Linked DNA regions of Mus musculus: region 1 is linked to region 2. A link is a loop called in an ENCODE intact Hi-C map of the cell type or tissue named here. Cell type or tissue: heart. All regions are shown on one strand. Links, peaks and the distances in the headings refer to the core of each region. The heading gives the core; the rest is flanking DNA.

Region 1 (11,485 bases), core at 2,406-10,405, 350 kb before region 2:
AGCAGCAAGCACCTTTACCTTTACCTGCTGAGCTATCTTGTCAGCCCTCAACATCAACTTCTAAATTAATATTTTGTTTTAGGAAAAAAAGATGTTTTTAAGCTAGGTCCTGGCACTGGACCAAGAAGCTATCTACAATTAATACCCACTTGTAAAGGAAAAATGAGTTTTCTCCAATGGAGTGTCACTAGGTATATTAACCGTATTTAAGGACAGGCCTCATGCTCAGGAGTAGTTTGCAACACAAAGCAAGCTCAATGCTATTTTTTTGTATATTTTTTGACACATATTGCTTTGTTTGAGCATTTTGTGTGTGTGTGTGTGTGTGTGTGTGTTTTGTGGAGTTTTGAGTGTGTGTATGTGCATGTGTGTGCACATGTATGTGTATTTCTTCAGGGCTTTTTTTTTTGGTTTTGCTTAAAGAAAGAAAGGACATGGAGTTGGTTCACTGAGGCGGTGGGGGGAGCTGGCAGACACTGGAGGAGGGAAAGCATGATCAGAATATATTGTATGAGAAAACTTTTTCAACTAAAAGATGGGGTCATATTCAAAACCATGGAGCTTTTAAAAGTGATCTCTAGAGGTAGACTGTCATACTGGGTATGATCTGTAAACAAATTTAAATAACTCACCTCACATGTTCTGCAGTTTTATAGCATCTATGTCCTTTTAAAAAATGAAATTCAATGTTTTCCCAGTTTTTACTGTTATATTTATAACAAGATAAAATTATAAATGGTAATAAAACATTTAGCTATATGGAAAATAAAGCTTTGCTTTTTCATTATTCATTCACTGTCTTATTTATTTTATTTATATGGGCAACATCATTTGCATGCCTGATGCCCAGGTAAGCCACAAACGGGTACTAGATTTTCCTGGGATATACCATTCACAGATGGATGTGGGTCTGAGGAATTAAATCCAAGTTCTCTTGGCAGAGTGGCCAGTGCTCTTAACCACCAAGCCATCTCTCCAACCCCTAGAACTCTGTTTTAATGCCTTCTCTATTTTACCTTCTTTAAACAGTCTTTAAGCAGAATATTTTATTTTTATGTTTTTAATGTAGTCTGAGATGTACTAGCCATCATGATGAACAAGTATACACCTACATCTGAAACTCACTTAGCACAGAGCATTGGCTATAGTATAAATTCCAGACTCCTTCCCAGCTCTGTCAATACAGTGCAAACCTCTGTAAACCTCTATTTCCTTGCATTTAATGGAAAGATACCAATGGTACCCATTTCATATTAGTATGAAAATTACATGACATGCAAAATGCAAACACGTAATAGCTACCTATGGTTTTAAGAGCAATACAGCAGCATATATCACAGCATTTGAGAACACAGGAGGAATGTCAATGAGGGCAGACTACCTTAGTGCAAGAAAGTATTTTTTTCCTATGATAGTATACAGAGCTACTGGCACATGGTGGTGGCAATGTATATTTCTCCCCGTTTCATTATTAAGATTTATACCAATCCCATACCTTCTTCCTGCCTTTACCAGGCTACCAGTACATAAAAAATCTTTCCCAAATATTCATTATTAATGTTAGTGAGTGTTAAGAATGGTATATAGTAGAGACTCAGAAAGTGGTATTAAGTAAATATGGCCATCGTGTGTTCTGAAACACTATATGTTAATATTTAGGACACAACAATATTCACTTACCCTTTTTAAATTTATGTACGGGAAGTTTTTTAAGTTGATCTTTACGAAGTCTATTTCTTCTGTTTCTATGTCTGTCCTGAACAAATTTTGTGATCTAAAGATGGAAAGAAAGAAAAAAGACTGGTCAGATATTAAATATACTAATAAAAATTGACATTGAGATAAAAATAATCTCTTTTAAATTTCTGGATAGATGCTGTAAAACCACTTTAATTTATTTCAATCCTAATGACAACACTATTGATTAAACCATTAAGCTCACAGTGATTTGTTAATTTATCTATTATAATTTGAATTTATTATTAAATACATTTTAACTTCTTAAAATTACTACATTTACTTATTTATGTATCTGTTCTGTATGTATATGTGCATACACACATGTGCCACAGTGCGCATGTGGAAGTCAGAGGATATCTTAGAGAAATGTGTTCTCCCTGTCTACCATCTGAGTCCCAGAAGCCAAACTCAGGTCACCAGGCAGCAAGCCTTACTCTATAAAACACTTTGCCAGCCCAGTCATTAAGAGAGAGCACTTGCAACTCTTGCAGAGGACCCAGGTCCAGTTTCCAGCACCCACATCAAGGCTTACAGCCACCTGTGACTCCAGTTCAAAAGAGGATCCAATGCCCTCTTCTGGTGTCCATGTATAAAATACAACTCAGAAAAAAAAAAAAGAATAAACAATCAATATACTTAATAGTTTACATAAATCTCCAAACATATACTGGGAGATGACACAAAGAGCAGAGCTCTGAATTCCATTAGTATAACAAACCACTGTGAGTAAAAATCAAGTTTGTGGTTATCTAGGCATGCGAGTCGTAGGGGCTACTAAGGAACAGAAAACATTTTGTGGTGGGTGATGGACATCTCATCTTGATTATAATATTGAAATTAGTATAGCAGTGTTTAAATATATATATTATATAAGTGCTAACATTTATTATGATGTACAACTTAAATGTGTGGTTTATTTTATGTCAACCATACCTTAATATTTTTAAATGTTTAAGAAAAAACCAACTAAGACATCAAAAATTAAGCAGGTTTTATTGAGGCTAGGAATATAATTCAGTAGTAGAATGGTTGACTTATTTATACAAGATTCTTTCATCAGTCCTTGACTCTAAAAAGAAAAGAAAAAAATCCAGAAATATAAGCTTTTAAACCAAAAGCAAAAATTATGGAATCCAAATTTACATAAAAGAAAGCTGGAAAATATGCAGCTATGAATCCAAATCCAGCTATAACCACTGTCAATGGAGTAAGTCCATCAGTTTTTAAGGAAGTGTATAATTAAAACAATCCAATTCCATGCTATTTACAAGATACAGTTAAAACTGAAGCTACCTTAAGGTTTCTTTAAAGGGGGTAGGGAGCATGTGAACATATTAAAGTAAAAGCTATGTACCCAGTAAAACAATAGCAAAGAGAATATTCAGCAAGAATATGCTAAAAACTATGGGAGCAATACATGAATTCAAAGCCTTCGGGACTTCTAAGTAAACAGCAGTTTACATCCATTGAAGCAGTGGGGCTGCATGGGCTCTCACTGCGTGCCACAGACAAGCACTTGAAGCACAGCCTCCAAGTGAGGGTTGCTCTCAGAATAGACAGACAGACAGCAGCCTGCAAGATGAACTACTGAAAGATAAAACCACACTATATATGTGCTTTGAAGGTTCAAAAAATTTTAAACTTAAAAAACACAGTATTTAAATTAACCTCTTCTAACTTTGCTGAATTTGGCTACCAGAAAATTAAAAATAATAGTGTTCTACTGCTTAGCATTGTTTTAGAAAACCTAAGAATGCAAAACAACAGACAACTCTAATCAAAGCTGTACAATTCTGTGAATATACTGAAATCACTAAATTGTGTGTTTTAAACATGTCAGTTTTATGTTATGTGAATTATATTTTTAAAGTTAGACAAATCCACAAACTTAAATGGAAGGACATGTACCTGCATGGTGCACATGTATGAACAGCATTTATAAAACATGATTACAAAAGGATGTCACAGAACAGTTGTTTAAGGATCACCTAAATATTCATAACAGGTTTTCTGACCACAGTACAACTAAATTAGAAATATATATGAAAGTTACAGAAAAAATATGTCAGAAATGTAAAACTTCAATAAAGTAATCCATGAACCACAAAACAACACCCAGTGGGTAACAGGTTTCTAGTGAAGCCTCTTTACCACCTAGAATCTCTGCAACCCAGAAAACACCATAAATTATGAATGAAGTTGAAACTCTAACTCACTGGAGAACGAGCAAGCTTTTCACTGGACCACAGTATTAGACAACCTTAAGTACTCAAATATCTGAAAGCAGCTTTGAGATACTGTGGGCTGAATACCAGCCACAACTGACATAGGCAAGTATGCCTATTTACTCCTGCAAATGTATTATTATTCTCTCTTAATACAGAAGTGGCAAAAAAAAGAAAGAAAGAAAGAAAGAAAGAAAGAAAGAAAGAAAGAAAGAAAGAAAGAAAGAAAGAAAGAAAGAAAGAAAGAAAACAGAAAAAAGCTACAACTGAGTCCCCTTCACCTAGAAAGAAAAAAACAAAAGAAATGTCTTACAATAAGGATGACACTTCAAATAAGTTGTACAGCCTAGTTTCAATGGATTTATCTACAAACACTCCCTTCACCTATGTCTTAGGGAACACTGCAGAAGAGGGGTCAAAAAGATTTAGGAAGTTTGTTGTGAGGTTGTATCTCCTAGTAATACCAGAAGGTGCACCCGTAAAATGTCACCAAGACACCTGCCCAAATGTGAGCTGAACAAAGATGGCTACAACAAATACACCAAACTGAATGGCAAAAAGCCCGTGAGGCTACACAAAGAATTACAAGCACCCGAGGAAAGCTGGAAATGGGGGAGATGAGAAGAGCACACTGACAGGTTGTCTAATACCAAATGGTCAGCCTGAAAACATACATATAAGAAGCACTATATGAACTATATGAACTATATGAACAGGTTATATTTAGGAATATATGTGTGTGTGTATGTATATATATATATATATATATATATGTGTGTGTGTGTGTGTGTGTGTGTGTGTGTGTGTGTGTGTGTATGCACGTATGTATTGTATATATGCATACTCATATGCATGAATAACAATTAGTTTAAAGAAAGAGGACATGAATTTGAAGGAAAGTAGGAAGGGTATATAGGAGAGTTTGAAGGGAGGAAAGGTAAGGAAGAAATATAACCAAATTATAATCTCAAAAATAAAAAATACAAAATAAATACAAATCTTAAAAAAAAACAATAGGCTTGACCTAAATCCCCTAAGGGACAACAATGTAAATAAGGGTAATACAAGTTAATTTAAGAACAAAGAAGAAAGGATTTTTTTTTGTTTTTTTGTTTTGTTTTTTTTTTGTTTTGTTTTGTTTTGTTTTTGTAGGCAGGTATGGTAGTACATGCCTTTAATCCCAGCATTTGAGAAGGCAAAAGAAGGCAGATAGATGTCTATGGATTCAAAGACAGCCTGGTCTACAAAGTGAGTTCCAGAACAACTGGAGCTGTTACACAGAGAAACCTTGTCTCCAACAAACAATCAAACAAGGAAAGAAAAAGAGAATTTGTATGTATTTTTTCACTGGGAATATATAGATCCCAAAGCAGTGTGAGTCTGGTTTATTATGGATGCAGAACTTAAGTCCACTTCTTGGAAGGACAAATCACATAAACATCTAACAACAATGCAAGGCACAGATGGCCAAGGATAAAGAGAACTCACTCCACATATGACAGAAATTCTCTTAAAATACTCATTCAGTATATGAACCACAGAAACCACTGTATTACTATGCTGAAAATAATTTCTTAAAAAACATAATTAGTAAGAAGTTGAGGCTTCCAAGGAAAAATGGAGGATGGTAATCTGCCTGCACATGACTGGTCAAGGAGACATCAGGAGAAGACAGAGTAAACTGACTACAGAGGCAGAAAGCAGAAGTCAGCCTCAGAAACTTGGAATGGCAGTGAGGGAACCAGCAAGACAATGGAAGGAAGAGATGGGTGAGACTGAGAAAAGGTAAGCTGCACCAAACAACTGTAGCTGTGGCCTTCGGTGTGTGTGTGTGTGTGTGTGTGTGTGTGTGTGTGTGTGTGTGTGTGTGTGTGTGTGAGAGAGAGAGAGAGAGAGAGAGAGAGAGAGAGAGAGAGAGAGAGAGAGAGAGAGAGAGAGAGGACAGGGCTAATAACTAAGCTGAGTGACTCTGGGGAGAGGAGACTTGTCCTAAATCCCCAGGGCTACGGCCCTCGCCACCTCCAATGCAATCTCTGCCTTAGGTAAAAATGATACCTCTGGCAACCAGTGAGGTAATCGAGAGGAACCCCATTTTATCACCCTATGAGTAGGGGGTGAGTTCTTGACAATGAATCTGTATTTAAAACTGAGCTAGACTGGGAGGCTTGAGAACAGACAACAAGCCAGGCAGCTGTCATTTCACAAGGTTCAGCCCTGGGACACTTAAAAAGCAGGAGGGACAGTTGCTGACAAGCTGACACTGTAGGCTACAGGAGGGTTGGCTCAGGGGGTTCAGTGAATGAGCCCACCTTTGGTGGCTGGAGCAGGTTTCTCAATGGAAATAGGCACACAGTCTGATAGCTCTTGAGTGTGGGCTCCAGCTCTGCACTCACCTATCTGGTAGCCAATGCCACAGAACCCAAGAACTCGGAAGTAGAGCCCCCAGCATGGGGAGTAGTACATACATCGTGAACATACGAATGCAGGTTCTTCCTCTGCACACATCTCAAAGCTATGGCTGCTGCTTATGCATCTGACACATTTGAGATGCCCCCTGCTAGAGCATTAGCCACCCCCTTGAATATAACCTTAGGAGTCTCAAAGAGTGAGAAAACTTGCCAAGCTCACAGACTGCTAAGCTAACTATGACCAGCAGAGGTCTATGGTACACAAAGAAAGTTACTGGAGATACTTTTGCCCACAGACTAGGAGAGAGGAGAAGAATCAAGATACTGCAGGGAAAGAGATGGAACAGACTCAGAGCGGCAGAGAAGTCTTCCAGAATGTAGGTGGAAGGGGAAAGTGGCCCACGGAAGGGCAGCCCGAAAGCGTCTTCCCAGCAAGACCAATGGGCTTCACATACGGTAACCAGCAACTAAGCTGAGGAAGATTTAGAAGTGCTGAGTTAGGATTAAAAGTATGGGCATGTTAGCCATGGGAGGATTAGAAGAGCCTAGCTATTGAGCCAGTAAGGCAGGTTAAAAATGAACTAGTGCCTCTCGGGCCAGGCGGACAGTGTGAGACTATGCCGGGGCCTAGCAAACACAGAAGTGGATGATCACAGTCAGCTATTGGATGGATCACATGGCCCCCAATGCAGGAGCTAAAGATATTACCCAAGGAGCTAAAGGGAACTGCAACCCTATAGGTGGAACAACAATATGAACTAACCAGTACCCTGGAGCTCTTGTCTCTAGCTGCATATGCATCAAAAGATGGCCTAGTTGGCCATCACTGCAAAGAGAGGCCTATTGGACTTGCCAACTTTAGATGCCCCAGTACAGGGGAACCCCAGGGCCAAAAAGGGGGAGTGGGTGGGTAGGGGATGGGGGGGGTGGGTATGGGGGACCTTTGGGATAGCATTGAAAATGTAAATGAGGAAAATACCTAATAAAAAAATAAAAATAAAAATTTAAAAAAACATATCATTCATTGTACCAAAAGTAAATCTCAACAAGTTTCAAACTTAAAAAAAAAATGAACTAGTGTGCTGGGAGTGGTGGCACACGCCTTTAATCCCAGCACTTGGGAGGCAGAGGCAGGTGAATTTCTAAATTCGAGGCCAGCCTGGTCTACAGAGTGGGTTCTAGGACAGCCAGGGCTATACAGAGAAACCCTGTCTTAAAAAACCATTAAAAAAAGAAAGAAAGAAAGAAAGAAAGAACGTGTGTGTGTGTGTGTGTGTGTGTTTCATCCACGAATCCTAGAGAACCTGGGCAGGTGGCTGATAGCACGGCCCACCCAGGAACATTAAAGTTGGATAGTAGAAGTACATGCTACAAATGGCACCTAACAACAAACACAACATGCATATATAACTAGGAAGGAGTCCAGTATTCCATTCCCCACTGGCCCGCTATGCTCCCTATTTTTATTTGCTCTCTCTCTCTCTCTCTCTCTCTCTCACTCTCTCTCTCTCTCTCTCTCTCTCTCTCTCTCTCTCTCTCTGTGTGTGTGTGTGTGTGTGTGTGTGTGTGTGTGTGTGTGTGTGTGTATACACATGTGAGTCGAGGTACATGTGTATGAATGTATGTGGAAGCCGGAGAAAACAATATCAACCTTATTGTTTGGGGCCTTTGTTTCTTGTGGTCGTTTGGTTCTTAGTTTGGTTTGGGTTTTTTGTTTGTTTGTTTGTTTGTTTGTTTGTTTGAGTCCAGAGTCTCACAGTGAAACTGGAGCTCATGCACACGGCCAGATGGGTCACAGAGATGACGTCATCTTCATCTACCCCAGTGCAGGGAGCTTCGGCTGCCTATGCTGGAGACGAAGCCTGGTCATTGTGCTTGTCCGTATGCACTATGCCGACCACGCCATTGCTCTAGCCTGCTTTTATTTTTACTTTTTTCCCTTTCCACATCAGTTTTAGCAGCAAATTTTGATTTTTTAAAATAATATTCCCATTCATACATTCTCCTAGTTGCATGCCTTTTCACTGTTAGATGTTTTTCTTTTCTGTCTTGCCTTTCCCACCATGATTCCCCCTCTACCCCCCCCCCCCCGTGCTATAATTTTAATACCATTTTACCTTTTTTTTTAACTCACATGTATCTGTTATGTTTTGTTTAGTGTGTGCTTTTTTTTTTCCACACTCATGCTACAGTGCTCACGTGGAAGCCACACATGCAAGAGTTGGTTCTCCTCTCACCATGTGGGTTCCAGGGATCAAGCTCAGATTGCCAGGGGTTGTAACAACCCTTACTCCCTGCACCGTCATGCCCACCCAAGCGTTTATATTCGATTTCTTTTATCTAACTTTGGTTTCCAACTCTGTCTTGATTGTGTAATCTACGATCTTGAGTTGTATGTGATGTCATGCTTTTTTCAACTCCCTTGTATTATGTTATTTTCCAATTGTTTTTTCCTTTTTTAAAAAATTAGATAATTCATTTACATTTCAAATGCTATCCCCTTTCCTAGTTTCCTCTCCGAAAGTCCCCTATACCTTCCTCCTGCCCTGCTCCCCAACCTACCCACTCCTGCTTCCTGGCCCTGGCATTCCCCTCTACTGAGGCATATAATCTTTGCAAGACCAAGGGCCTCTCCTCCCATTGATGGCTGACTAGGCCATCCTCTGCTACATATGCAGCTAGAAACATGAGCTCTGGGGATACTGGTTAGTTCATATTGTTCCTCCTATAGGGTTGCAGACCCCTTCAGGTCCTTGGGTACTTTCTCTAGCTCCTTCATTGGGGGCCCTGTGTTTCAGCCAATAGATGAGGGGCACTGGCATAGCCTCATAAGAGATAGCTATATCAGGGTCCTGTCAGCAAAAATCTTGCTGGCATATGCAATAGTGTCTGGATTTGGTGGTTGTTTATGGGATGGACCCCTGGGTAGGAAAGTGTCTGGATGGTCCTTCCTTCCATCTCAGCTCTGAACTTTGTCTCTGTAACTCCTTTCATGGGTATTTTGTTCACCATTCTAAGGAGGAACGAAGTTCGACAAGACAGGTAGATCAATGGAATAGAATTGAAGACCCAGAAATGAACCCACACACCTATGGTCACTTGATCTTTGGCAATTGAGCTAAAACCATCTAAAGAGACAGCACTTTCAACAAATGCTGCTGCCTCAACTGGCAGTTATCATGTAGAAGAATGCAAATTGATCCATTCTTATCTCCTTGTACAAAGCTCAAGTCTAAGTGGATCAAGGAACTCCACATAAAACCAGAGACACTGAAACTTATAGAGGAGAAAGTGGGGAAAAGCCTTGAAGATATGGGCAGAGGGGAAAAATTCCTGAACAGAACACCAATGGCTTGTGCTGTAAGATCGAGAATCAACAAATGGGACATCATAAAATTGCAAAGCTTCCGTAAGGCAAAAGACACTGTCAATAAGACAAAAAGGCCACCAACAGATTGGGAAAGGATCTTTACCAATCCTAAATCTGACAGGGGACTAATTTCCAATATATACAAAGAACTCAAGAAGCTGGACTCCAGAAAACCAAATAACCCTATTGAAAAATGGAGTACAGAGCTAAACAAAGAATTCTCAACTGAGGAATACCGAATGAGAAGTACCTGAAAAAATGTTCAACATCCTTAATCATCAGGGAAATGCAAATCAAAACAACCCTTAGATTCCACCTCACACCAGTCAGAATGGCTAAGATCAAAAATTCAGGTGACAGCAGATGCTGGCAAGGATGTGGAGAAAGTGGAACACTCCTCCGTTGCTGGTGGGATTGCAAGCTGGTACAACCACTCTAGAAATCAGTTTGGCAGTTCCTCAGAAAAAAAATTTTTTTAATCTTGTTTCTCCTTCATTTTTCCTTTTCTCTGTTTTCTTCATTTCATTTACTTATTATTTTTATAATTATCTAAAACAATTCTTCACAACATATTCAGAATTAGTCTTCCCATTACTATTTTATGATCATAGGTGATTAAGTGGGCTGAGGTCTAATCTATTTTAGTATATTTCTAGATCCTATAAGGTTTGATGCTGTTTGTTTTCTATGCTGACTAGTAATGGGGATGTTGCATTCAAGTAAAATATAGCTAAATAAAACTAGATATCTAAACATACAAATTATAAAATATGCATAAAGAATATTGAGGCATCATGAGTCCATTAAAATATCCTAATTTTTCAGCCCCTGAATTAAATGCTTAAAGAAAATTCTAAAAGTTTAGTAGTATAATTGTTTAGTAACCTTAAATACAATATAAACATGCAGATTAATCATTTCAGAAACTGGAGGGGAAAATCAGCAAGAGAAGAAAAATCAGAAAGTTAAAAATATGGATAAAAAATCATAATGCTATAAACAGGGTCAGAAATCTACATTTAAGAAGCTAAATAGAAATATTTGAAATTTTCAAGAAAGAAAAAGAACACACAGTGGAAAGCACCAATAGTATACTTGAGCAGCCAGAAGAGAGAATGTAAGCCACAAAGACACAGATGAGCAAATGGTACACTGAAATATTGTAAGGATAGATAGCTGGGCATGGCCATATCCCAGACTGCTGGGATACACTCAACAACCAGCCTGAGTGCACAGGATAGGAGCGGAAGTAAAAACTAAAGGCTCAGGGGATGCATGTGTGTGCACACCACACAAAAATATTAACATGCAGCACTTAAAGTACTCTATAGACTCAATGCAATCTTACCAAAATTCTAAGACCATTCTTATTCACAGAAAAAGAAAACATAGACTTAGATTTACATATGGAAACACAAAATGAAAGCCAAAGAAATCCTGAGCAAAATAAATGATGCTGGAGACATTTTACTTCCATCATACCTGATTTGAAGCTATACTACAAAGCTACTGCAGTAAACACAACATGATACCAGTGGAAAACCAGACAAATAGCTGAGTGGAGCAGAGGACCCAAATATACACCCACACAACTCTACCACATGAGTTTTGACAAATGTTTTTAAAACAACACTAGAGAAAAGATGCCTCTTTAACAAATGGTGCAACATATATAGGCTATCCACATACAGGAGACTGAAGTCGGATCTCCTATTTCATTCTGCATAAAAATCAGCTTTAAG
Region 2 (11,485 bases), core at 1,789-9,788:
AATAGTAATGTCTTGCTCATCAAATACAGCTCAGATGCAGTGTTTGAAAATAGGGGAAATGAATATCAAGTTAATGAAGAAGACTATTAAGTAGCTATAGTTACTACGTTTACTCATAGAATCTACATTTTCGCTTTCTTGGCTGCATCATGGTAACAATTTTTATTAAGGTTTTTAGATATAGCCTATCATGTTTCTTGGCAGGAGATAATCATATGATTTGTTGTTTTCCATTTTTGGATATTTCTATGTGGAATCAGTCAATTTCTTATTTGGAAATAGAATGTGAATTAGCATTTATAAATTGTCTTTATACATTTAGCATTTATAAATCATTTTGTATTTAAATGATTGTGTGTGTGTGTGTGTGTGTGTGTGTTTCTTCAAGTCACTCTTTTGTTAGGAGTGATTTGTGTCCGTCTCTTCTGCCTTTCTTTTGCCCTGTCTCCTCCTTTCCCACAGAAAGAATTTTCGAAAAGGGGTGTGGAAAAGGGCCTGGCATTGTTTCCTTTATTCTAGCTGGAGGTGCCTTTGAGCCAAGGATAGTTTTGATGGTTCATATTACAGAAATGCCAACATAGTTCCTTCAGAACTGAGCTGTGGCAGCTGGGGAACTTGGTGCATTTTAGGGAATCCCAGTTTCCAGTCCTTCCCACAGTGCAGCAAAAGAAAGGCTGGCAATGACTGCTTAGCTTTGACTCCTGTGTGTGTGTGTGTGTGTGTGTAGTGTATGTGCATGTGAGTACCAGTGAGTATGTGTGTATGTGTGTATGGATGGTTTTGATCTCTTTAATTTTGTTACTGGATTATAGGAGGAAAAACCCTCTGAAGTAGACTTATTAATCATGGAAGATTGTTTTCCTCACCCCAAACCCATCCAGAAACAGCATGGTCCCCGTTACAAGTCATAGGTAATAAATAAGGCCATATAATAATGGTATGAAAGTGTTTTCTGAGGATATTTCCAGAATATCTTGGATATCATCTTGCTCAGCTTCAATTTTTTAAAAAGGATGCATCTTCTTTTATATGTGTAAATGTTGTTGCATGCATATATGTGCACCATAGGCATGCCTGGATCCTTTGGAGGATCATTGGCTCCCCCGGAACGAGAGTTAAGGGTGGACGTGAACCATCTTGTGGGTGCTGAGAACTGACCTGTATCCTCTGCAAGATCAGCAGTTGTTCTTACTTGCTAAGTCATTACCCCAGCCCTTTGGCAGGCCTTTTGCTATTAGTGTGTATGCGCATACTCGTGGAGGTCAGAGTCCAGTCCTCAGGAGTCAGCTCTCTCCTTCCAGTCTGGGATTTGAGGGGTTGGCCGCAGATGGTGAAGCTTGCTCCGAATAGCACTTTTACCCACCGACCCATACTGCCCACCCCTGGAAGGCTTCTTGACTTCTTTCTTCTGGTGATTTTTCATTTTGCTATTTGTGCCTTGACACCAGGGTAGAGATAGGAAAAGACTCAAAGTAAAAAATGGCCTTTGGTTCACCTGTTCAGCTGCTTTCTAGCACCAAATGGGAATTTATAGTGAGGAGGACTGGTTTTTCCTGGTGGGACCTCTGGGGTATCTAGAAAATCACCTTGGTTTGTTTTGCCTCAGCCACCAGCAGCCCTCTGACCATCTCTTGCTCACTGAGAGATCTGTAACCAGCCTGGCTCCCCTGCCTGCAGGAGATCTTGAACAGCCTGTCTTCTCAGCCCTTGTTCGTTTCTCTTCCTCCTCCTCCTCTTCATTTATTACTCTACGCCTATGGTTTGATGTTGCTCCATGAAGAAAGCAGTTCCTCAGTCCGTAGCATAGCTTTCTGGCCTGTACTCTGCCACCAGGCCCAGTAGAGTCCTGTGTTAGCTCACTGGTGCTGAAGTCACTGAGGGCGTTAACAAAATAGAATCGGAGACGGCTTTGATTGCAGTTTTAAAACGAGTTTTCATTGGTTTAGGATGAAACTCTTTCCCCCTCTCTTTCTTCCTTTTTCTCCCTATTGATTCCCTTAGCCAGTATCCATGGGATTGAAAGTAATACAAGGATAAGTGGGACGTGACTGCTTTGAAATGGCTTTTATGGTAGCAGATGAGACAGAATAATTAGTTCTAATCTAAGTTGTTGGTCAAAGGGTAAATTAACGTCATCACCTCCTTGGGTCCCACTGGTTACCCCTTTGACTTTTGTTATTGTCACTGAGCCCAGACAGCTCCACTTCCTGTGGAAACAGTAGAAGATACTTCTGAATCTCTTTTCATTGACCACTCCTCCTGCCCAGTAAGCTCTTCAACCACTGCTGAATTGGGGTCAAAGTAGCAGGCTCTCCATAGAGGTAGCGTCTTACCTAGACTAGGCCTGGTGGTAGCAGGCCTCTCGTTCCAAGTCCTTGGAAGGCTAAGGCAGGAGAATTGAGAGTTTAGGCCACCCTGGGCTGCCAAGTGAGTTTAAGGCAATTAGTGACAGACCCTGTTTCGAAATAGGAAAATAAAAAGAGGGGCCTGAGGCTGGAGAGATGGCTCAGAGGTTAAGAGAACCGACTACTCTTCCAGAGGGCCTGAGTTCAATTCCCAGCAACCACATGGTGGCTCATAACCATCTGTCATGGGATCCGATGTCCTCTTCTGGTGTGTCTGAAGACAGCGATAGTACACTCACATATATATATAGAAAGAGGGGCCTGTAAAATGACTCAAAGAGTAAAGGCACTTACCACCAAGCATGGCACTTGACTTTGACCCCTGAAAATCATAAGGCAGAAAGAGGGCAACTACCACAAGTTATCCTCTGATTTCCATGCGTGTGGTATGGTGTCTATACATGCATAGGTGGGATGCATGTATACCAAACACATATATGCATGAATATATTCATACATGTTGTGGAGTTCTTATAAGGATGTAGCACATGTAGATGATTTGCCTGGCATGCATGAGGCCTTAGGTCTCATCCCCATATTTCATCATTCAGAATTTCTGTCTGTCTGTCTCTCAACTTGGCATACTTCCTTAAGTTTAGTTTCTAAATTTAGCATTATGTTTTTGAAGCAACAGCATCGAGCTTTTGAGGGCCTGCGCTGTTAACTATTTTCAAGGCAATTCCATACTGTTTCCCCTCTGTCCTCTCTTTAATTGGCACTTGGGGGTGGGGATGGGGGCAGGAGAGCAAAGCTTGTAAACAAAACTGCTGACTAAGGTTGGCCTTTCGTTTCCAGGGCAACAGGGACACAGATGGAGGGAGGCAGGCACAGGATTCTTTCAGCAGGTTTTACAGATTTCTGTCAAGCTTGACAGCCACTCTGGGGGTGGGGGTAGGGTCAGCTGCCCAGCCTCACACAGCCATTTCAGATCCATGCTGCCAAGGAGAGCCGTGCTCCTCTCAGGGAAGATTTAAAGGGCTGTTTTCTGTCTTGAGTTTTTAAGAGATTTTTCAGAACTTAAAAACATACCTAGCAAAGCGTATAGGGCAATCAGTGGCTGCTACATAGCCCTTGGAACATGAGGTATAGTTATTAGGAAAGCACACTGTAGAGTTAGGTTTCAGGGTTGACTAAGGCATTTGACTGGTCCTGTTGTCCTACGTTCACCATATATCCCTAAGTCATCTGTAGTAAGATGGCTGTTTTAAGTTCATCCATTCATATATTTACTCAACACATGTTCTTATCACACATGTTGGGATGGAAAGTGGTGAATTTGTCTAGGAGTTGAGGGCGTCTATTGTGTTCCCCCACAAAGGAAGGTAGTGTATGTCTATCTCGTAGGTTAGCGCTCTGGAAGCAAAGGACCACTGCCTGCTACAGGTCAGCCTGGTCTACATAGCAAATTCTGGCTAACCAGAGCTACATGATGAGTCTTTGGTCCGGGTAAGGGTGGAAATGGGAAGAAAAGAAAAAGGGTGCCAGTTCAAATCTTTTTAGAAAAGACTCCCCGGCTCCATCACTCCAAACCAACCTCTTCCGTGATACGTACTTGTCCCTTTAAATAAATATGTTCATAATAAAAAGTCCTTTCGAAAACAAATTGGTCATTGTTTTAAACTGGAGGCTTATTTTGTACTAAGGAAAATGAGATCACAGAGGCATGAGGAAGTATTCCATTTCAAAAAATCTACTTTACATTTTTGTTTAAGTCAGAAGTATATCTACATTTTTCCTTCCTTCAAGTGATTCTTAGGCGATAACAGGCTTTGGATAATAATTACAGACTCAACAAATGTTTCCTCCAAAGTATCAGAGTTTCGAATCTGCACTTTTCTAGAGCCAGTCTGGCAGCTGAGTGTGTGCGAGGTGTTTCAAAGAGACACTCCAGGAAATGTGGCAGTGAATTTCTAGAATCGATTGGTACAGGCTTTCAACAAAAGAGATTGACACCAGATCCCCCCCCACCCCCCCTCTTCCCAGGCAGTCTGCCTCTGCAGTCTCCGTGGCTTTGAGAAAGAAAGAGTGAGCTGCACCTCTGCACTGAAATAGCCGCTTTAACGGTGGGATTTTAAAATACCGCTTTCATTTCATTTGTTTCTACTCGCCCCACCCTTCATAATTAAAACAATTCGGTCTTCCATTTTTGTAGAATCCCGGCTACACACTTAAATCAAGCTGAGCACCCTCAGAAGAGGTTATTATCATTCAGTTAGCTCCCTTTGAAGTACATTCCAGCCGAGGCAGGAGCTGGCTGGTGGGAGGTGCCCTGCGAGCCAAAAACACTCACTCGGAGCCAGGCCCCGCTCTCCATTGCCTTTTACTTTCTAGCTTCTTCTGTTGATTTATTCCACAGAGCTGCAGGCCAGTGGGGGAACTAGAGGGGAGGAAGCTTCCAGAACTTCTTAACTCACAAATTGTCTCTGCCTTTCATTATCCTCTGCGTCCACCGCACAGCTTCTCAGCCCTAGGAGGGTGCCTTTTGAATCCATAAATGACGTTTGGTTTTGTTGTTTAAGGGAGCTAACAGATTACCAGTAACTCACTCCAAAGACTCTGTTTTACAAAGGGTTTCCATTCCCAGCTTGTATGTGAAGAAATGTTGGGGGCAGGAGGAGGGAGGGCTGCAGCTTTTCAGAACTTTCTGAGACTGGCCTTTAAAACCGAACCTTAAAACTTTGCTAAATGTGGTGTGAATTCCCGGGATACTAGCTCCACCCATATACATCGAAAAGGATCATAAAACATTTCCAATCCCATCTTCCTCCCGGCTCGGGGAGGAAAAACTGTGCTCAGTGCTGTTGAATAGGCTGGTTCGTTAAGTTCTCTTCTAAACAAGCTGAATGAGGTCATGGGGTTGGTATTTCCATTTTATAGCTGGGAAAACAGGATCAGAGAAATGAAGTAACTTGCCCAAGTTTCATCTCCAGTAGTAGGTGAAAGGGTTTGAATTTGAGGCCTGCCAACTTCAGTCCTCACTGCCTTCTCCCTGGTACTGTCTGTGGAAATTACCGGAATAGCCTCAGAGGTCAAACTGCCTGGATTTAGACACTGGCTCCACCTGCTGTTAGCTACAGGGCTCTGGGAAAACCACTTAACTCTCTCTGGCCCTGTTTCCTCATCAGTAAACTAAGTTAATGGAGTCCTGTGTTCAGGCTTCACATGTTTTTTTTGCAAAGTCTAGTCAAGTCTCTTTGCCTCGCAAATCTTTCTGTGCCGTCCATGACACCTTCTATTGTTTGTCTCACTGTGTTCTTTGATCTATGTCCAACAAGATGCTTCATAAAGCATCTTAAATGAACTGTCAAGGATTTAGTCCAAGGGGCTGCAGAGATGTTTAAGAGCACTGACTGCTTGTCCAAAGACCCAGAGTTCAGACCTCAGTACTCACATGGTAGTTTAAAACCAGCTCTTATGCTAGTTCCAAGGGGGTCCCCCATCTTCTTTTTTGAATAGCTTAGGCACTGCACACATTTGGTGAACAAACATACCTGCAGGCAAACAAACAACCCCCCCAACCCATACATGTAAAAATAAATAAATAGCATTTTTTAAATTAAAATTTTTAAAGATTTATTTATTTATTATATGTAAGTACACTATAGCTGTGTTCAGACACCCCAGAAGAGGGCGTCAGATCTCATTACAGATGATTGTGAGCCACCATGTGGTTGCTGGGATTTGAACTCAGGACCTTCGGAAGAGCAGTCAGTGCTCTTAACTGCTGAGCCATCTCTCCAGCTTTAAATTAAAAAAATAATTTAAAAAAAGAATTTAGTTTAAAATTTCACAGCTCTATTGTAACTGACCTGGGATTTGAACTCTTGTGATTTTAAAGTCCTCTTCTCTGCATTGCATCACTGCTTTCTGTTATGCCAAGCTCAGGACAGGTTCAACAGCATCCTTAACTACTTCTTGAGAATTCCACTGGCAAATAGCCCACAGAACTGAGAAGTAGCCAGTACCTTACCTGATTACAACTAGAAATTTCTTCATTCTGTCTGCCACAAATCTGTGACTGGAGGGATCTTGTAGTTCACTAGTAGCTTAAGAGCCATTGCGAGGCCTTTGAGTTTTGTGATATCCTGACTCCTCGAAGACCCGATATTCTCCAGTGGTCATGCTCATGCATTGTGTGGCTTGGTGAAAGCACTGATAGACCTGCCCAACGCCTGACACACGGCTTGATGGCATGGCAGGGAAGTCAGCTGGAGTAATTGCAGAAGTAATGATGTTCCTGGAGATGGATGTAAGACCAGAGAACAGCAATATAGGGGTTAGATGAACATCCTAATGCCTGTCCATTGTCTATTCTTTGTGATTGTCTGTCTAGAATCTTGTAATTGGTGTTTTTCTATTCTAGCTAGTCTGTGTAAAAGACACACAATCCTGGTATTTTATTTACAAGCTATAGGCCTAGATTGGGCAGGTTTGGTGCTATTTTAACTTACATCACTGTGGCTGTATAACCTAAATACTAAAGCTGGGTAAGATGTGTTTGGAGGAAGAGAGACCTGAAGTACTGAGATGTGGAGAAATCAGAGGCCTGTTTTAGACAGGGCTTGTGGTGCCCTGTGAATAGACCACAATAGTTAGCCTTTCTGTTGCCGTGATAAAATACCTGAAGCAGCTTGAAGGAGAAAAGAGTGTCTTACCAGCTACAGTCCATCCTTTAAGGAAGAAGCCAAGGCTGGAGGAGCCCAAAGCAAGAACCGAGGCAAGAACCATGGAGGAATGTTCTCCACTAGGCCGCTCAGCTTGCACTCCCACATCTGTCATCAATCAAGAAAGTGCCCCACAGGTCTGCCCACAGGCCAGTCTTACAGATGCAAGCTTCTCTTCCCAGGTGACTCTAGTTTGTGTAGGATGACGTAAACTAACCAGCACACCTGCCAAGACGAGAGAGGATGATAATTAGTTTTGAGCACTCTTCATGGTTGAGGTAAAGGTGGATGATTGCCCTTTTGCTTATAGAAGGGCTTCAGCTATCAGGTGACAGTCAAAAGCATTCTGATCTAGACTTTAATTACCCAGTTTTGATAAGGACATACTGGGGAGGTTGGTCCTTTATTTTTAGCCTTTGGTATTGTCCCCCACCCCCCAAATTTGTGGGCAGATATGGGGATTTTTTTTTTAACCTTTCAAAACAGGACTGTCTTACTTGGGTTTCTGTTGCTATGATAAAACACCATGACAAAAGAGCAACCTGGGAAGGATGGGCTTTATTCCATCTTATATTTATCCCATCACCTGCGGGAGGGCAGGGCAGGGCAGGGCAGGAACCTACAGGCAGGAGCCTGGCCTGTAAGAATGTGTTGTCTGGCTTACTCAGTCAGCCTGCTTTCTTGTATAACCTAAGACCTCCTACCTAGGGTAGTCCTGCCCTGCCCTCAGTGAGCTAGGCTGTCCTCCCACCAAGAAAATGCTCCAAAGACTCTCCTGTCAGCTATCTGATGGAGGCACTTTCTCAACTGAGATTCCTCTTTCCAGATGACTTTAACGTGTGTCAACTTGACAAAATAAAAACAAAACACAACAGTGGGAAACCAGGCAGGTAGAATTTTAAAAGTTCTAAATGTAGAACTATTATATTATAAAATACAACTCTCACCACTCTATAGTTAAACCTAATTTTAGGCAGTGTAAGTTTTCTTAGCCTTGTGATGAATTTTCACATTCTGATTTAATCTTTCAAAGGTGAAAGGTGACTAGGAGGAAACTCTTAGGTATCAAAGTGGATCTATTCCACACAACACTGAGGGATACTTTTAAAGTTATCTGCTTACACACTTATTTTTGTAGTTCTGGGGATGGAACCCATGGTTTTCCTTGTACCTCTTAGGCAAGTCCTTTACTGCCAGTGTCTTTATTTTGTCTTTAACCTGTGTTTTTGAGATTGGTATGTAGAACACAAGGTGAGGTGACATTAGATATCGATGCAGTGACTTCTGGAGCAAGCTCTGTTCTGAGCATCTTTGTCATAACAGCAGCATTTTGCACATGTGGTGTTATTATTCCCCCGCTGTGAGGTGGTAGGGGACAAAATTGTGAAATACCTCAATGGGACACAGCAAGGCCAGAATTCACATCCAAGTATTTGGTGCTGCTGTTTCTGTTACTGGCCACTTAGCACCGTGCATCTTATGTTAGGGACAGTGGAGGAGGATTCAGGTGAACTGTTAACTAGGCAGCGTGTGTACTAATTTGTGGTTGAAGGTGTGATTTTTTTCCTTTTATTTCTCATTTTGTTATCACCAGCATATTTTTTAAATGTTTCTATTTGAATAAATACTATTTCTTATTTACTTACTCAGAATGTATTTTATGGGTATCTACTACTACATACTTAACATGGTTACAGGTAGTGGGTGTGTAGGCATGAACATGGTGAATAAGATCCCTTCCTTCATGGGTCATTCATTGGGGAGGACAGATAAAACCCAAGTTGCTGTGAAGAAAATAGGTGCAGGTTAAAAGACAGACAGTCATGGGTGGTGGGAGGTGACCTTTTAGATAGGGGCAGGGAGGAGTGTCTTGATACCTGGCATTTGTAGGTTAGTAACTAAGGGAAATGGGCTTCGGTGGGACGTGTGTTCCAGACAGAGGGAATAATTGTATGGATTCAGGAGCTGGAAGCAATGTTAAAGCCAGACACTAAGATTGGGAGACTGTATCAGAGCCAGGCTGGGATGGTTTTTTGGCCACTGGGCTACAGGCAAGATGTGACTCCACTATCCATCCTGGTAGGGTAGGAAGCAGAGGTCTTCCTTATATTTAGCTGTTCTTTGGAATGGTCTGTGACCCAAGAATAATCGTACAATAATCTTAAACAAGTCATTCCATTGCATTGTTAATAATAAATGGTCCGATTTATTTACTTTTTTAATGCTGTTAGGGTTAAAAGAGCCCTCTGCAGTCTCTTGCATTTTGTTAGTTACTTGAAGAAGGTAGAAACATGATCCAGTGAGACCCCTACAGACAGGATATAGCATTTCCTCTTTTGGTGACTTGGAGACTGGTGTAACTAGTTAGGACCCAATGATGAAGAATGGGATAGCACTTCTCTTGGATTTAAAATGTGGAAAAGCAGTGAGCATCTCCCATCCGCATTCTACAGGTTCTTACCCTTTGTTATATAGTCTTTATTTATTTTTTCTTGGTTAGCATACAAAGAAATGGATTTCATCCTGACATTTTCATACATATATATTATGCTTATTTACCCCTCACTACACTCTGACATCTTTCTACTCACCCTCTCGATTGTAACCTCCTTCCTTCCAAGAAGTTCCCTTTCCTGCTTTTAAGAAAGTTTTTACTTTATCTTTTATTTAGTGCATGTGTGAGCACACTTGTGCCATAGTACACATGTGGCGATCAGAGGGCAACTTTCAGGAGCTGATTTCTCTCCACTTGGTTAATAGGAAATGCAGCTATTCTTGGAGGGAGGGAGGGAGGGAGGGAGGGGAGGAGGGAGGGAGAGAGAGAGAGAGAGAGAGAGAGAGAGAGAGAGAGAGAATATGAGAATGAATATGTGTGTGCACTATTAGATAGTGAGGCTATTAGCCAAAGGATTCTTGTATTTGCTAGAATATAAATCACTGACCAGTTGTTTTCATGCCAAGAGGTTCAGCATATGTGAGTGCTTGTAAGAGTTTGTGGTAGTCTCAAGTTTACTCACCCCAGGTTCAAGCTTTGCCTTCTGCAGGAGACTTTCAGGAAAGCCTTATTGGATAGTTTCCAATCTCCATTTGTTTTCCCCTTCCCTTCTCCCTCTTGCTCTGGCCTCGCTTGCTCTGGCCCATAGGTTTTTTTTTATTTGTTTCTCATTACAGATGGTTGTGAGCCACCACATGATTGCTGGGATTTGACCTCATGATCAACAAAAGAGTAGTCAGTGCTCTTAACCACTGAGCCATCTCACTAGCCCTCAAATCTCCATTTTTAACTTGCTTTTTTGTGTATTATTGAATGAAATGCATTCTCATTACTTGCGTCAAGATAAACAGAAGGACCAGGGGCCCTTTCTTGCCAGTTATTTTATTCCTCCTCATATCAACAGTGTAGTTTCTTAACAGACCTTTCATGGTTTGTAACTTATACCACCATAGTAAGTACTAGTAATGGTACAGTGAACACAAGAACTTTTACCAGCTAGAACAAGAGTTTTCTAGCTGGTAACTTCATTGTCTAAACAGCAATACTTTAACCTTCATGTTGCATGTAGCTTTTGCTACTCCGCCTATGCTCTGGGAATGCGCTGAGCTACCAGCCCCTGCCCAGTTTCCCTCGAATCCATGGATAAAAAACATGGATACACACAGTTGTTCAAGTCCCCCTTGCCTTTTTGGCACAATTGCTGGGTGCTACTTGTCTCCTGCCTGGAGAAGCATGTCTTTATCAATACTCTTAGCTCTGCACCTCTCCACCTGCCCTCAACTTTAGTTGCTCTGTTACATCTGGTCCCAGCTAAATACTCCCAACCACCGGCCTGTAGGAGCAGCCCATGGCCACTGCATCCGAGATCTCACAAGGCTGGTCACCTTTTCTCCCTCAGAAGCATAGTGAACACTCCCCCCAGGCCCAATCCTTTGTGTCTGTCTGCTTGCCTCCAGGGACCCAGAAGTTCTGCCTGTTCCTTCTGCCCAGCAATTGGCCCATGACTTCATTACTGACAGATCAAGAACCAATTGGGGAACAGGACCTTAGCATCAGAACCATCCCTATACCATCACATGAAGAGATCTAACCAACATCCTAGAACTCATATAGCCAGAATGTTCTCTTTCATGGTTTATGAATTTTAAGGGTATGAGATCAATGACATCCATTTGGAAATTGTAGAAGTGTGGCCAGGGCCCGTCCTTGGTTTTGGATGTAAGCGTAAGCATATGAGAATATTCTTCCCTGGAGATAGCTATCAACTTGAAAGGGGTCTGACACCTGGTCATCTCTAGCTGGAGTGTACCGCTGCAGTCAAGTTCATAACATTTTGGACTGATTCTTCATGGTTTTAATGCTAGCTTAAAAATTTTAAATCTATAATCCACCAAACATCTAATTGTCTATGGGATCTCCAG

The links. A loop is a pair of places that touch in the nucleus more often than their neighbours do. Peaks named below come from ENCODE experiments on the same cell type or tissue, not always from the same donor. Only the 100,000 strongest peaks of a DNase experiment are listed, where the experiment ranks them.
Region 1: it touches region 2 in a loop (2.3-fold over the local background); 4 of 42 quality-filtered maps call a loop at or near these places.

The regions. Positions count from the first base shown.
Region 1 is chr3:57,810,796-57,822,280 of GRCm38, reverse strand. Rnf13 (ring finger protein 13) reads right to left here. Exons shown (of 10, transcript NM_001113413.3): 8 at 1,681-1,774. Among named protein-coding and RNA genes, the nearest start is that of Pfn2, 31 kb to the left of the region's middle. In heart, for the core only: a CTCF peak has its summit at 6,606 (motif pointing right); no DNase peak of the experiment used is centred there.
Region 2 is chr3:57,464,372-57,475,856 of GRCm38, reverse strand. The region is part of intron 4 of Wwtr1 (WW domain containing transcription regulator 1); the gene reads left to right. Among named protein-coding and RNA genes, the nearest start is that of Tm4sf4, 45 kb to the right of the region's middle. In heart, for the core only: a CTCF peak has its summit at 9,378; DNase peaks (open chromatin) are centred at 4,646 and 5,396; H3K4me3 peaks cover 792 bases; H3K27ac peaks cover 2,081 bases.